Linked DNA regions of Homo sapiens: region 2 is linked to region 1. The links are chromatin loops, found by intact Hi-C in ENCODE. Cell type or tissue: endothelial cell of umbilical vein. All regions are shown on one strand.

The links. A loop is a pair of places that touch in the nucleus more often than their neighbours do. Peaks named below come from ENCODE experiments on the same cell type or tissue, not always from the same donor. Only the 100,000 strongest peaks of a DNase experiment are listed, where the experiment ranks them.
Region 2: it touches region 1 in a loop (2.8-fold over the local background); 2 of 110 quality-filtered maps call a loop at or near these places.

What each region holds. Positions count from the first base shown.
Region 1 is chr3:122,939,846-122,947,845 of GRCh38, reverse strand. It overlaps SEMA5B (semaphorin 5B), which reads left to right. Exons shown (of 23, transcript NM_001031702.4): 4 at 4,311-4,410. Among named protein-coding and RNA genes, the nearest start is that of LINC02035, 57 kb to the right of the region's middle. In endothelial cell of umbilical vein, CTCF peaks have their summits at 4,775 (motif pointing left) and 5,856; no DNase peak of the experiment used is centred here; H3K27me3 peaks cover 388 bases.
Region 2 is chr3:123,100,712-123,108,711 of GRCh38, reverse strand. It overlaps PDIA5 (protein disulfide isomerase family A member 5), which reads right to left. Exons shown (of 17, transcript NM_006810.4): 4 at 6,218-6,301; 5 at 5,916-5,961; 6 at 1,871-1,963. Among named protein-coding and RNA genes, the nearest start is that of PDIA5, 38 kb to the right of the region's middle. In endothelial cell of umbilical vein, no CTCF peak of the experiment used is centred here; no DNase peak of the experiment used is centred here; H3K27ac peaks cover 490 bases.

The sequences.
Region 1 (8,000 bases):
GGGTCATGGTTGTGTTACAGTCACATTAGTACTTCTTGAACCACCACCTACTTGGCAGCTCACACTGGGATCTGCAGATGTAGTCTCAGGGGTTCCTAGGTTCTTAAGTTTGAGGGACACTGGCAGGTTTCCTCCTCATAGTAACCCTGTTGGGGAGGCAGTGCCAGGAGATCGTCACTGCCTTTTACAGATGGGAAGGCCTAGGCATGGTGGGCCAGAGAGGCTTGTCAGAGCCAGTCCTCAGTTCTGGGCTCCTGATTCCACGTGCAGTGCTCTGTCCACTGCCCACTGCAGAGCGATCCGTTGCTCTATGCTCTGGTGGCCCATACAGGAGGACATGCGGAGCCCCATCCTGCAGGAGTGGGTGGGGTAAGATGGAACCCAGCTGGAAAAATCAACCAATGAGGCCTAGGATTTGAGAGGTGGGAGAGGCAGTATGAATGAGAGTCTGGGGGTGTTGTGGAAGGGTGGGATTCCCAGCTGTGGGTTGGCTCCTCTCAGGGAGGAAGGTTTCCAGCTGTCTTCTCGGCGCTGTCTTGTTTGAGCTGGGATCCAAGGCTTTGAAGGCTTAAGTGGATTAAAGTAAATTAACAATGTCCTAAGCCTGCAAAACTCGTGCACACCCTCAGACTTCTGATGGCTCCTGGAGTGCTGGTGGCTGTCACTGAAGAGGACAGAGGGGGACAGAAGGAGTGGATTCTTAGGGCTAGCCTCCTCACACTGGGGCCTCTGTGGCAGCTCCTAATGAAACATTTCCTCCCAGGGGCTTTGTTGGGGGCAATATTGGCTTGGCTGAGTCTGGGGGCAGGGACATGGAAGGAGAGCTGGGGAATCCCTGTCTCCCGACCAATCAGGTCTCCATCTGTGCAAATTGGGTTGGGGGAGGAAGTCAGAGAGGTGGGAGATGTCTTCTGTGTGTGCCTGGGTTCCTTGAGACCATTTTTGACCCTCAGGTATGCATTGAATGAATCTGACTTCTCGCCCCATCCTCCTACAGAATGAAGGAATGCCCCTCTCCCCTTCCCCATTCTGACAGCTTTGAGTTTTCCTATCCGTTTGCTGAATTTTTATTGGGCCCTGCTTTGTGCCAGGCACAGAAGGGGATGCTGTGGGGCCTCAGAGGTGAACAAGAGTTTCCTCTGCGTACCTAATGATCTCGTATTGTTGGTTAAAAGTCACTGCCTTTGGTCCCTCAGCCCAGCTGGTACTGGTTCTGGTCCTGGACCAGGACTGGTTCTCTTGTGTTCCCACATCCCTTAGCACAGCTGAGCACACAGTAGGGACTCAATTCATGCTGGGCAAAGGACTGTGCTCTGGGGATGCTGTGTTCAGGAGAAGTTGCCCTAATCAAGGACAGCACCAACCCCAGCCTCCAAGCCCCCTAGGATGTTACACTTCCTTTCTGACCAATCTGTAGGCTGCCAGCCTTGTAACTGTGAGTTTCCCTCTCCCCTGACACCTGACTGAGCTGTGAATAACCCCTAAATACCCTAGAGGAGCTGCCAGTCACAGAATCTGACTGCTGTTTTTCTGTTTTGTAAGGCTAAATTTTCCCCTGTGGGTTTCTCTTAAGGGGGGCCAAGCTGTGTTTCTCTTCAGCCTGCATATTCTCTCATTTGCCAGTGTTACCTTTCCAGGCAGCAGGAGAAGCCAGCCTGGACTTAACAAATGACGGTGGTTAATCCACAAGGTGGGTAATTGAATTGACTATAATTAAAATCACAGGCGTGTCATGGAGAATGTCTTTTTCTCTTAAAGTCACCGTCCAAAGCCTTTGCCGCACACAGAGCTCGGAACGTGCTTGGTGTTTTAAAGACAGCCTTCCCTCTGGTCCCCTTGGCCTGTTTAATACGAGCAGGCTGGTTCCCTTCCCAAGGCCCCCCTAGGATCCCCGTGCTATGCCCGGCTCCTTCTCTCCCCACTTCCCCCATCCCCCTTGCCCATGTGGGTGAGGGCTACTGGGAGAGGGACGGAAACTGGAAGAGGCCACCACCCTCCATGCCCCCACCCCCACCTCCCCATTTTTATCCCATCTTGTACCCTGTTTCCTCTTCTTTTCCCCTCCTCCCCAAGAAAGGGCCTAAGTGAAGACTGAGCTGGGAAGTCCCCAGATGGAGTATCTACTGCAGACCCGTCATGCCACCTCCTCCCTCATTTAGCTGCCTACATCTGGAATGCCCTTGTTGAAAGGGAAGGAGGAAATTAAGGTGCTTGCTGCTGTTAGGGAGCACCCAGTCTCATAGGGACAGGGAAGACCCTGCCCTACACACACAGAAAATATTTGACCACATTCAGAGTGGTCAAATACACCATAACATACAATGTGAATGGAATGGAAAAATAGAGAGAATGTGGAGCAAAATAAGATCAGGGTGGAGAGGTTGTAATCCAGGAACGCTTCCTGGAGGAGGAGGATCCTTGGTTTCATTTCTAAGGTAATGTAATATTTATCCAGGATTTCTGAGAGGTCAGCTAAAAACCTAACCCACCAGACTCCAGATCCACTTCTTATCCTATATTGCCCAAAAGCCATCGTGACTACATGACAATTCTTGCCAACCTATAGTCACCAACCTATAATCACCTGCTGGGGGCAAAGGCAGGCCCAAGGGGTTTGCTTCATTTTGCTGCAGAATTTCTTTCTTCTTCTTTTTTTAATCATGCCTATCACAGTTTTCTGAAAAACATCCAACTCACAAAACCTCCAGTTCTCCAGGGAGCGATTAAATGTTTGCCTGTCGTGCAGAAATGAAGGGCTGCTTTTACTCTGTAGTGGAGGGATAATGAGCAATGATTTATTTCCTTTGGATTACACACACACAGACTCTCTCTCTCTCTCTGCCTCTCTCTCTATCTCTCTCTCTCTCCTGGCCCTTCTGTGAGTCAGTTGCTAAGGCACTGTGGGGAGAAAGCACAGTGCCTCCCATTACCCTGAATCTTTACCAACAGCGGCATGAAAGTTCCTCTGCTCCATGGCTCTCTCCTTACTGCTGCCAATTCCCACCCATCCATGGGTCATGCATAGGCTGAGGGAGAGCTATCAGGAGGCTGTGAATCAAGAAGGGAGAAGTGTGTCTCCAGCAGGAGGGAAACCGGGCGAGTCAGCTGGCACTTTCTAAGCAGGCCCTCCCAGACCACTCCCCATCCGCCCAGAGGCCGTGAGGTCTCCTCTCTGCCCACCCAGTCCCTTTGAAAGGCCTTGATTGGGAACAACCTTCCTTGGAGGCAGGGTGGACACTGACCGCCCAATCTCTGCACCTCCCACCTCTGCAGAATCTTGTCTGAAAATCCAATTCCCCTCATACAAGAAGGAATTGAGGATTATTCATATATTCGTTCAAACACTGCTAGGTGCTGGACTGAGCCTGGAGATCTAGGAAGCAAAGTCTTTCTTGGCCCCCAGGGCAAACTACCAGGCTAGACACACAGTGTGGCAGTAAAGTAGAAGACTATGGGAGCCCTTTAGCCTGGCTTGAAGCAGTCAGAGAAGGCTTCTTGGAGGAGGTAGGGATGGGGGTGAACAGGAATTGTTCCATCAAGGGAGAACAGAAGCACAAAGGTTTGCAGGCTCTTGTGGGATGGATTTGGGGAAGTGTGAAGTGTTTTAGTGTGGCTGGGGTGGAGAGTTTAGGGAATGTAAAAGGTGAAGCATCATTCTTTCAGGGGATCAGTAAATAATCACTGTGCCAGGCACTGGACTTGGGAGGACAGTGGACCAGAACCCAAGGGCCTTCGCAGGAGTTGGACTTTTCCTGGGGGTAGTTGGGAGCTATGGATGGGTTCTGGGCTGGAGAGTGACATGACCACATTTGCATTTGAGAACAAGCGTTCAGGTTGCTTTGTGGGAAAAGGACTCGAGGGGCAGGCCTGGAAGCCAGGCTGGTTAGGAGGCTGTTGGCACTGCTCCAGACAAGAGCTGGTGGTGGCTTGGATGTAGGTGGGATACAGTGGGAAAAAAGTGGATGGATTTCAGAGGCAGTGTAGAGGTAGAACAGGCAGGATTTACCAGTGTGTACTTATGTGGCTAGTGAAGGTCTGGGGGAAGTCAAGGGCGAGTATAAGTATCCCTTCATGCCTCTGTGGGGAGGGTAGTGCCCTCCTCTGAGCTAAGGAGTGTGGCAGAAGAATGACTACAACACCCACTCCCAAGTCCCTAGGGGCACACAGAGGTGGGCAGGTGGCACCAGGTCTCCCGGGTGCCACCGCCCCACTTCCCCCTGACTTTCACCCTTCTGTTCTGTGGTCTGCTGCGATGCAGCTGGGAGCCTCTGGCCCAACAGTAACCACAGGGTTGCCTCTCCCTCCACCAGACCTGCAGCCGTGGGTCTCTAACTTCACCTACCCTGGAGCCCGGGATTTCTCCCAGCTGGCTTTGGACCCCTCCGGGAACCAGCTCATCGTGGGAGCCAGGTAACAAGGGGCAGAAGGGTCGGGGTGGGAAGTGCAGGGGCTTGGAGCTGGGTAGAGGGAATATTATTCAGGATGAACTCACCTGGGCAGCCCCGCGTGCTGGGCCCCATCCTCTCTGCTGGGCCCTCTCCTTGTGGATGTCTGTCCCCCCACAGGAGGAAGCGTGTTTCGGCTGGGTGGGGGTGGGGGTGACTCTTGACCTCGCAATCTCAGCCAGCTGCAGGCCCCTGTGGTTGGCAGTTAGTGAGAGCAGGGACGCCTGCTGGCCACCTCCTGCCCGGTCCCTGCCTGGTCCCTGCCCGGCTGTCAGAATGGTTTTCTGGGCCAATTCCCCGGGAGTTCCATGCAGAGAAGGTGCCCAGGGGCCCCCTGCCGGCCAGCCGGCGGCCTGCACCTGGGACGGCTGGGTAGGGGTAGAACCTTTCCCGAAGGACCTCACCTACCTTTGGCCTGACCTCTTAGTCCACTGTTCAGATCCAATATCAACAGACAGTACTCTCTGGGGGAACCTGTGGAGACTTTCTGGGTGGACTAGGAGGAGCTCATTCCTCATGAAACCACAGAACATTGGCTCTGGTAGGGAGGGGGCTTAGAGAGGGCCGACCCCAGTAGCTCTCATGGTGCAGTCTCTGGCCCAGCAGCACCCGAGAATGTGTTGGAAATGCAGATTCTTGGGTCCTTCTCAGACCTCTTGAGTCAGAAACTCTGGGAAGAGGCAACCTGTGTTTTAGCAACCCTTCCAGGTGGCCTGACCACACTCAAGTTTGAGAATCTCTGGTGTCATCCAACCGTCCTTATTTTAAACAGGCGGTAGCAGAGGCACTGAGAGGGGAAGGTGACCTTCCCAGCATCACATAGCATGATGACAACAGGGTGTGGGGACTACAGCCAGGTCTCCTTAACCCAGGCCTAGAGTTTCTCTGCAGGTCTGTCTGTGTTATCGCCTGGGACTGCACTACTTTTCAGCTCTGCAGCCCAGAGGTTCTGACTCAGTGGGTGTGGGGTTGGGGAGAGGATGGCCACTGGGTTGGGCACTTCCGGGCCATGCTGTAGCTGACCATCCTTGCCCTGGAGCTTTCTTTAGTGTCTCCACCCCTTCATTTGCTGTATGAAAATGAGGCAAGTCAAGAACACAGCTCTGGATTAGGTGTGGATGAGCTGGGTTCCTGTCCTGGGGGATCTTGACCTTGGAGCCTCAGTTTCCTCATCTGTAAAGTCTGGGTTACAGTCTCTGTGCCACCAGTCTCACAGGGCTGCTGTGAAGCTGGGCCTGAAAGCATTTTTCTTTTAATTTTTTAATTTTTAAATTAACTATTTTGTCTTATGGTAGGACATTCAAAAGGTACAAAGGAGTATATGGTGAAAAGCAGGGCCACCCCCTCAAACAAGCAGGACCCCTGACTGAAGGTTCACCTAGTGGTGAGGTTCCTGACTGTGCCCCCAGAGGGAGTCTGTCCATATGCAACTATACAGGAGGATGGACTTTATTTTCCCAGCAAAGAGAGTAATTGTTTTACTCTCTATTTTGAGATGACTGTCGATTTACACACAGTTGTAAGAAATAATAGAGATCCCATATACCCTTCACCCAGTTTCCCCCAAGGCTAACATCTTGCATAACTGTAGGACAACATTAAAATCAGGAAACTGGCCTTGATGTGATCCTTCAACCTAATTCTGATTTCACTAGTTTTACATGTGTACTTCAACAAACCCAAATGGTAGCATCCGAAGACTCTACTCTGAACCTTGTGAAAGCATTTCAAAAGCTGCCATTTATTCCGCACCGGCCATGTGCCAGGCACTATTTTATATGTCATATATGTAGTAAGTCAGTTACTGCATGTAGTAAAGGTAGTAAATCACACATGTATTTAATCTAATACATGTAGTAAATCATGCCTGCAGTAAATCATTGAATCTTCACAAGTGGGTGAACCCAGGAAGTGGGTTCTATGTACCCCCATTTTATGGACCAGGAAACTGAAGCTCAGAGAGGTTATGTTACCCTGTGACTGTGGTCACACTGTTCTTCCTCATCCGCTCTGCGGCTTCCCCAGAAGGTGGTTATGTTTTCTGTCTGGAGGCTTCCCACACAAAGATGGAGGGACACTTTTTCCTGCATCCTTGAGCCTGGCTATGCCCTCAGATGGACAGGGAAACTCAATTCTAGACCTGGTCCCTTAGGCTTCTTAGAGCCAATGTAGTGGGTCTTTGGCCACTTTCTTTTCCTGTCTCCAGCTCATTTTCCTTCCTCCTTTTCTTCTGCCTGACATTGTCTTCCCTTCTTCTTGACCCCTGGATCTCTGGAATTCAGGCTAGGGAAATTTTTTATTCATTTATAACCCTCCCTTGTTCCGAAAGGGATTTAGGGTGGGTCAGGCTACAGAGATTTCTCTCTGTTCTCATATTCCAGCTCCCAGGAGAGTTGACTGCGATGTTGTGATGAATGATTTTTGATGGGATAAAAATGAATAAAGTGATGCAATGTTTCCCCTAATTTGTTAAAGCTGTGAGCAGATGCCTGTGTTACCTAAGCAGGCAGCTGGGGCACAGCCATAAGCTGGAGCTTATCTGTTCCCAGGCCAGGAGGGTGGGATAGGGAGAGCTCTGCTAAGGACTTGGGGAGGGGGTTGGAGAAGGACAGCAGAGGCCTGGAGCCAAGGTCACCTGGGAGGCCCGCCCAGCCCCAGGACAGCAAAGAAGATGAGTGGGGCCTGGGCCTGGAGCCAGAGCTGGGAAGAGAAGCCTCCTGGCCTGCGGCATCTCCTTCCGGCTCTGGATTCCTTCAGCAGGGGCCCTCTTTCTCTTCCGGTCCCACTCCACAGCCTTTCCCCTCATTTCCCTCCTCAGCTGAGGTAGGCCAGAACTTTCTAAAATCTTTGTTCCTAAAAAGTTTAGGAACCAAAATAGGAATAGCCCAAAGAAGACAGAAGAACCAAAGAAAGAAAATTGGTGGGGGAAATCAAGACTTTGCATCTGTTCAGCATGAACAGAGCCTTTAAATGTGCATCACACCATTCCTCTGTCTCCACAGTCCTGTGAAATAAGAAAGATAGCCATTCACTTCCCCATTGTACAGATGCAGGCACTGAGACTCTCAGAAGGTGGCAGGTGGCTGAGCTGGAATTCTCCCTGTCTGTGCATGGTGGCCTTCTGACTCCAGCATCCATGCAAACAAATTTCAGCAGCAGCTGACACTTATGATACTCAATAAGTGTCTGATATCATTATTACTACTAGTAGTATCCTCTTTGTTACTGAAGGTGAAAACTGTTTGAGGTTGATAAGTCTGGAAGCCCTGTGCAGGCTGGACTGTGGGGAGAGGGATGGTGAGGTGGTGGATGGGGTCGTTTGGGTTAGAGGAGAGAGGGTGGTCCAGAAAGGTGGCCACAGAAAGGTCAGACCTGGAGTCACTGACTGCTGGAGAGACTGCAGGAGATGAACAAACAAATCGGACTCAGGACCCCGGGATGTGGAGCCAGGAGAGATGGCTGGCCTGTGTGAGAAGGGGTGAGTCAGGGTGGAGGGCCAGAGTAGGAGGAAGCTGGCTGTCTGCATCTCTGTAAGAGTGCTGTGAGGCTTTACAT
Region 2 (8,000 bases), 160 kb before region 1:
GTTTCACCATGTTGGCCAGGCTGGTCTCAAACTCCTGACCTTGTGATCCACCCGCCTCGGCCTCCCAAAGTGCTGGGATTACAGGCGTGAGCCAGTGCCGGGCCCACATGCTTTTTAAAAAGACATCTTTAAGGCCGGGCACAGTGGCTCACGCCTGTAATCTCAGTACTTTGGGAGGCCGAGGCGGGTGGATCACTTGAGGTCAGGAGTTCAAGACCAGCCTGACCAACATGGTGAAAACCCATGTCTACTAAAGTACAAAAATTAACCAGGCATGGTGGCACACACCTGTAATCCCAGCTACTCAGGAGGCCAAGGTACGAGAATCGCTTGAACCCCAGAGGCAGAGGCTGCAGTGAGCCAAGATCACGCTACTGCACTCCAGCCTGGGTGACAAAGTAAGACTCTGTCTCAAAAAAAAAAAAAAAAAGACATCTTCAAGATGACAATACTGGCTCTTTGTATCCCAGAGAATGTTGTGCCCAGTCCTTAATTTGAATCACCACTGATCCACTAGGTTGGCTCACAATGATGACATATTTTACCTTCCTCCAGAAGGTTAAAAAAAGGCATCATTTTCTTCTGGGCCAACAAGCATTAAGAGTACAGTCAATAGGCAAGTTACAGAGGCCCATGCCCGTAATCCCAGCACTTTGGGAGGCTGAGGCAGGAGGATTGCTTGAGGATAGATGTTCAAGACCAGCTTGGGCAACAGTGATAGCCCATCACTACAAAAAATATAAAAACTAGCCAGGCATGGTGGCATGTGCCTGTAGTCCCACTTACTTAGGAGGTCGAAGCAGGATTGCTTGAGCCCAGGAATTCAAGGTTACAGTGAGCTATGATCACAACACTGTACTCCTCCAGCCTGGGTGACAGAGCGAGATCCTGTCTCTAAAAACAAAAAAAGTCAACAATTTTAAAGGAAAGGGGAGAGGAGGAAGAGAAAGATGAAAGCTATGTTTTATTTTATTGAGATAGGAATGAACCCTCTCCCTCTACCTACAAAAAGCACTGCTTGCCTCACAGACCATCTGGACTATCACAGAGAAGTTCTTGCCCATCCCAAGTGAAGGCATCATACAAACACGGATGCACATGGCTAAAGATGCACATTCAGGTCAGGTGGGCAGGCTGTGGATGGAGGGGCAATGTGTGTCACAGCTTTTGCATTCTTTATTTTTTTAGAGATGGGGGTCTCACTATGTTGACCAGGCTACCCTTGAACTCCTGGGCTCAAGCGATCCTCCTGCCTCGGCCTCCTGAGTAGCTGGGATCACAGGCACCCGCTACCACAACCGGCCTGTCATAGCTTTTGTTAAATACTTAAGAACTAATAAACACCATAATCTAGATCTACCCTTCTACCTCCACCCCTGGCCAAATTTGGAAATTGAAGCATAAGAAGGTAAATAATTGGTTGAAAGCTATAGAATGACCCAGAATTGTAGAGATCTGCCTCAAGTCTCTGGAAATCTAACCCAAATCTCTAAGGTTATTCTTTAAAAAAACAAAACAAAAACAAAAAAACAAGATGTAAAGCCAATCCTAACAACATCTGGATTACACAATAGAGAGAGAACATTTAAATCTACATTAATGTATGGAAAATCTAAACGTGTTCAAATGCATTAAATAAGGAAGGTGAAGAATGGAGAAAATTCTCAGGCAACCTGTGATCACCGCTGGTTACAACATGGAGCTGGGAAGGGGAGTCAAATATTAGGGTCCTGGCCTAGCTTCCCTAGAGGAAAAGTACAAGTGATCCTGGAATAGTCCCATTTCTCAGTTCGTTGGGCTCCTTTCCTTGGGAGGCCCTGGTACCAGGGAAGCTTCCAGCATCCATCAGAACTGACGGGGAATACATTACCTTTTCACTGTCAAGGTGGACAACATCTTTGGCTCCAGGATCTTCCTCCCACAGTGGGGGCCCTTTTGGATCCTTCAAAAAGGCCACTATGGACTGAGGGAAAAAAAAGAGAAGAGAAAATGCATTTTAGCCCTGAAAAGAGGGAGGTGGGGGAATCAGGAACCTGTCCTCTTTCCCTGCCTGGAGACCTGGGCACACCAGCTGCTGAGCTCAGGACTGCATGTGGCATAAGCTTGGAGGGTGTGTTATTTCCGCTGTCCACTGACATCATGGATAAGTGCCCAAAAATGCACCTCCACCACTCCCATCGGGCTTTTTCAATCACAAGACACCTTGCTCACTCCAGCCAGGTAGTCCATGCCTACTATGCATCTTCAAGGACAAAAAAGAGAAAATTTGAGACAATGAGTTGGCTTATTCAAACCAGAGACATACTAGTGCTTCTACTAAATCTCATCTCCTCCAAGAAGTCTTTCTGACTAATGGAATAATGGTCTCAGTCTTGTCCAAAGGAGACATTTCCACATTCCTGCAGCCACTAAAACTGTCATCCCATAAGCAGATCATCATACCTACTTATGACCTGCTTGGTATTTCATGATCTAAACTGGTTTTGGAGTGGATTAAATCCTGATTATCCGCCTCTGTATATGAATGAGTGAGGTCCAGGCTGGGAAGCCCCCAGGGCAGGGTGGGCACCAATGTGGCCTCACCCTTGTTGCTATACTTCTCATGCTGGGGCCCCTCTTCTAGACTGCCTGGATTGAAGATCTGACCAAGTTCTTACAGATAAAGGGCTTCGCTGGCCTTTGTTATGTGTACAATGACTCAAATCTCCACTCCCTGTGGGGAAGATGCACAGGGGCAGGGAAGAGTGGCACTGTCCTTCCACCCTCCTCTGTATCCTCTGCCACTCTCACTGGTCCAGGGCAGAAGCAGCATTCCCTTTCCCTTCAGTCACTCAGAGACGGTGCTCAAAGTCTGAGAGCCAGGATCAGGAACCAGACCCCAGCCAGATTCTGTTACTTCTGTCAACTTTGACCACGCTCCAGCGAGCAGATGCTGAACTGAGAGTGTATGTGTGTGTGTGTGTGTGTGTGTGCGTGTGTGTGGCCTGAGATGAGAAAGGGAAGTGCCCTTCTATAATAGTAAGGGTGTGCATTCAGCCCATCCACTGGTCACACACGGAGAGGACCTTATTATTTCTGGAAACTCTATTTGGAAAGAACTACTACGGGAGAATGGGAGACAGCCAAGACTTCATAGGATTTCATTCAGGTAGTGCTTCCTGCCTGTCCAAGTGGAGCTGTGAAACGCCTCCTGGCAAAAGAACAGCCATTTCTGCCACAGCAAAAGGCGGATCCACCCTTTCTCAGTCCCTTGTCAAGGCTTTGCCATGACAACATAAGGAACTATGGAATTGGCAGGGTCTTCCCGACACCCACACTCACCCACAGCTGCAGAGGCACCTGTCCACCAGGCCATGTGAGAAAGATGCTGGTAGGCACCCACCTGCCTGGGGTTCCAGAAATACCTGGTGCAGGGGTTCTTAATCTAGGGTGCACAAGGGACTTCAGGAGTCGGTGAAGCCCCAGACTCATGTGAAAACATTGACTTTGATTTGTATGCACACACGCTTTCAGGGAGAAGGTCTGGAGTTCAGTAGGTGCTCAGTGGGATCAGGACTCCAGAACAAGTTAGGAACTGCTTGCTCTGGGGGGTGTCCTGGCCCCACGCCCAGCCCTCCTCCCCCTTCTCCACCTCAGCATCAAGAAAAAAAGATAGCAGTGGATGGAAAAAGGAGATAAATGGCCTTTTAACGTAACAACTGACATGTTCGTACACACAACCTTGTTTTTCAGGTGAGGATTATTCTCACTTAACTGAAGCTGAATAACCCCACCCATAGGTTCTCTCCAAGTTGATCTAACTGGACAAGACCTCAGGGCAAAAGTCTGCAGGGAGCAGCACCTGGAAGCCCACCCTCAACTGTCCTATTCTGGGTGCTCTGAGTCCCAGGCACTGTCTGACACCACATCTGGCCTTCATAGCTGTAATCCTGGCTCACAGCTACTGGGCCCTGAGGTCATCAGTGAGTCATCTGAATCCAGACTGCCAGGCACCTCTGGCCCTTACCACTTCTATAGTAAGGATTTGGGGAGTATGTGCTAACAAGGAAAGGGCAGCTTAAAGGGGACATTCCCCACTTCGAGTTTCCTATTCTTTGCCAGTGGGGAGATAAGTTCTCACTTAACTGGCCTATGACCTCTCTAGGTGCCGTGGCACAGCGTCTGTGACCAGGCTTCTGCCCAACCATGCGGGTTGACAAAAACCACAGCCAGAACATGGGCCTGCAGGTGATGGGCCCCTCCTGTCGGGGGGTCCTCCATCTCTCTGGAGTCAGGGTCCCAGGAGAAACCCTGAATGGAAAGTTAATTAGTGACTGAGGTGGGCTCTGATCTCAGCTGTCTCAAGCTGAAAAAGCAGAAGCCATCAGCAGTCAGGGAACTGTCCTGTCCCCTTCCCTCTGCCCTGAAGAACTCCAGGGATTCTGCCCCAGTCCTGCTTGGGGATGCTGGGACTAAGAGTGCCCTCTCTCCAACTGAAACTGAAGACTCTGGCCCCGTACGATGCTCAGCCACTTCTTCACCTTGTTGATGCCTAAATCACGGGAAGGTCAAGAGAACGCTGACCTCACACGTCTGGTCTTTGTAAGAAGTGGGGCGAAGCCAGGATTCTGCCTCTCCCACCCAGACACCCAGTGGCATGCTGGGGCCACCTGGGCTCCTTGCTTCTTCTCTGCTACCACAATTATGAGGAGCCGCTCAGAACTCCCTGCTCCATAAGCCCAAGACAGATTCCTCAGAGGTCCCGGTTAAACATAAAATATACACAGCCTTCAATAACAAAACAAAACTCCAGCCCTCTTTCCATCATTGCATAAGCACTTCCCCCATCCCACCCAACTAAATCTTGTTCCTGGGGAACATGTGTTCTCTCCAAGAACTTCGGTTGACGTCTTAACATAGAATAAGAAGGGCTGAGCAACTCTAGTTGGAAGAACTTTCTAAGTGTCTAAGTAGGTGTTAAGGTGATGAGTAATCAGGCTGAGTCCCTATATAAGGTGAACGCTGTAGCAATTTAAAAAAAGAATGAGTGTTAGTGGATAAGCAAGAATGACCTGGAGAGATGGTGGGGAGAGACAGAGGGAGAAGGAAGGGCAGAGGGAGAGGGACACTGACAGCTGCACAGACAGATGGACAGATAGGAAAAATGGAAGAGACACAGATGGAGAAAGAGGGACAGATGAAGAGACAGGAGCACAGGGTCCAACCCCGTGTGGGAAACAGGAGGGTTAGGAAGTGAGTTCAAACACGTCAGGACCAGGAGAAATGTATGGCTTCAGCCAGCGCAGGACCAGAAAACAGAAGACAGGCTGGAGGAAGGGAATCCTGACCCTGAAGGAGGAGAGTTGCAGTTCAGGAGGACTAAGGGCTGGGGCAGCCGCTTTGTGATTACAAAGCATGTATAGATTACAGGATCTCATATTTCTTTCCATTTATGCTTTTCCATCTACTTCTAAATTGGATTGATAGCAGGGAACTCCTCAATGATACCCATATCTCATCTGGAACAAGCTGCATCAGCCCAAAGGTGTCAACCTGCCCATGTGCAATACCCTGTGCTAACCTGGGCATCCAGCCTGAGGGTGGCCACTACCACAGAGATGAGGGGAGGACTTTGAAGCTACAACGAAATGAGGCCCAGGCCTTTGGCAAAGAGAGAGGTGACATCACCTGCCTTACTGGACAACTGCTGATACATTCACAAACCTATTTCCAAAGCTGGGTCAATCTGTTGTGTTAAGAGCTACAAACTTTTCCACATATTCTGCTGACATATGCTCTAGAGATAAGAATCTCTCAGGTCATTTAGAAGAGCTATTTGTGCAATCTGCCCTTTCTTTTCTCAGAGAGAAAACCTGCCAGACTTTGGGCGTCCATTTAGACTCCACCATTGCTGAGAACAAGGGAGGTAAATTTACCTTAAATGTCACAGCTCGGTTATATTCAGTATGAAATGCACCATCCCTGTCAAATGAGGAGAAAAATGTGTTAACTTTAAGAATGGTTGTGAAGATACATACCTTTGGTTTCCTGCAGCATCTTAATAAGATTCAGCTTTTGAACGGAGTTCAGGATTTTTTTTTAAAAGAAATAATTGTAAACACAGGAAGAAAACCATTCTGAAATAAAATTAATCTAACTAAAAATTGCTGTTCGCTGAAAATACCAATGAAAGCATTTGGCACTTACTTGGAAATTGGAAATGCCCATGTGTACTTACTGGTAATGGAATAATTCAACCTTTTTGTCCTTCGGGCTCAGGTCAACTTTCATCTTCTTGCACAATTTTCTACTCTCTGCATCACTGGAAGACACAAATGTTGGGAACCATTTATTACCTGAAGTCCTCACAAAGGTGTTGACAGCAAAATCTGCTGGTGTCCTAAGAAATAAGTCAGGTAACTTGGAATTCTCAATAGCAGATGAAGGCCTTACTATAGATGGGCTGTGAGAGCTAGAGGGTGGAGACTAACTAGCAGGCTAGGGGCTGATCAAGAAAGACAGAGGCTGGGCGTGGGGGCTCACGCCTATAATCCCAGCACTTTGGGAGGCCAAGGCAGGCAGATCACCTGAGGTCAGGAGTTCGAGACCAGCCTGGCCAACATGGTGAAACCCCGTCTCTACTAAAAATACAAAAATTAGCCAGGTGTGGTGGTACGTGCCTGTAATCCCAGCTACTCAGGAGGCTGAGGCAGGAGAATCGCTTGAACCCAGGAGGCAGAGGTTGCAGTGAGCCAAGATCATGCCACTGCACTCCAGCCTGAGCAACAGAAAGAGACTCCATCTCAAAAAAAAAAAAAAAAAAAAAGCAAGAAAGAAAGGAAAGGAAGGGGAAAAGCAGACAGGAGCATGTGTGTCACAACTTGTGGGTGGCAACACAGACAGGTCCAGACAAAGGAGGTGACCCAGAAGCTTAGTGGGTGGACAGCCCATGGTAACAAGAAAATAAACTCCAATCCTGGCCGTTCTTTAGAATTATCAGGCAAGTTTTTAAAAAGATGGATGCCCTGGCCTTCCCCTGATTATCAATTTGGAATCTCTGTTGGGGGTGGACAAGCAAGATTTTTGTTTTTGGAGCTCTGACATAGGCTATCTGCTATATACTACGTGACCAAGGTAAGAGGAAAACATGCTACCATGTTGAAGAAGTTATGAAATCTGGCCAGGTATTGACAAAAGACAAAAGGAGAAAGGGCCAGGCTGTGGTTAAAGGAGCCCCTCCCTTGGCATCTGGGATATTACACTCTCTTCCAATAAGAAATGCCTGTGAGGTGCCATTCCCTGTTTACAAAGCACTCACGCACAACCTCATCTCATCTTGGTGCCCTGCCTGTTAGAACAATGGATTTCAATGTGTGGTCCCTGAATCAGTGGCACCAGCATCATCCAGGAACCTGTTGGAAATGCAAATTATCAGCCCCATCCCAGACCTACTAAATTAGAAACCCTGGGGATACCTGAGCAATTGGGTTTGAACAACCTTCTAGGTGATTCTGATGTGTGCTCAAGTTTGGAAACCACTCATTGCATTAGACTAGCTCCTTCACTGGCTCATGTTCTTCTCCCCTACCTCCATAAGGTTTGGCTCCCCTGTGCCCTAAACCAGTCCCTTAGAGACCTGACCTGTTCTCAACAGCTTCCCCATCCTGCCTGCACTCAGCCAGTCAGAGAGCTCTTGTTACCTGGGGGCCATCTCCCCAGCCCTGAAAGGACTCAGTAAGGGCATCTCGGCTACCCAATGCCCACTGGTCACCACTGACTACACAACTGGAGTCATCTTTTGGGGAACTTTGTTGGGACAGGTACGACAGCCACCTGAGGCAAGGCGCTGTATCCCCCAGTTGCTTACATGCCTCACCTCCACCAACAGCCATCAGCTTCACACAGCTGTGCACCAGCCCAGAACAGATGGACTAATTAAACCACTCAGCTCAATTCTAAAAGCAACACTCATCAGTGGACATGTAAAAAACGAAGGACCTCATTTTAAGTGTAAAGATGCA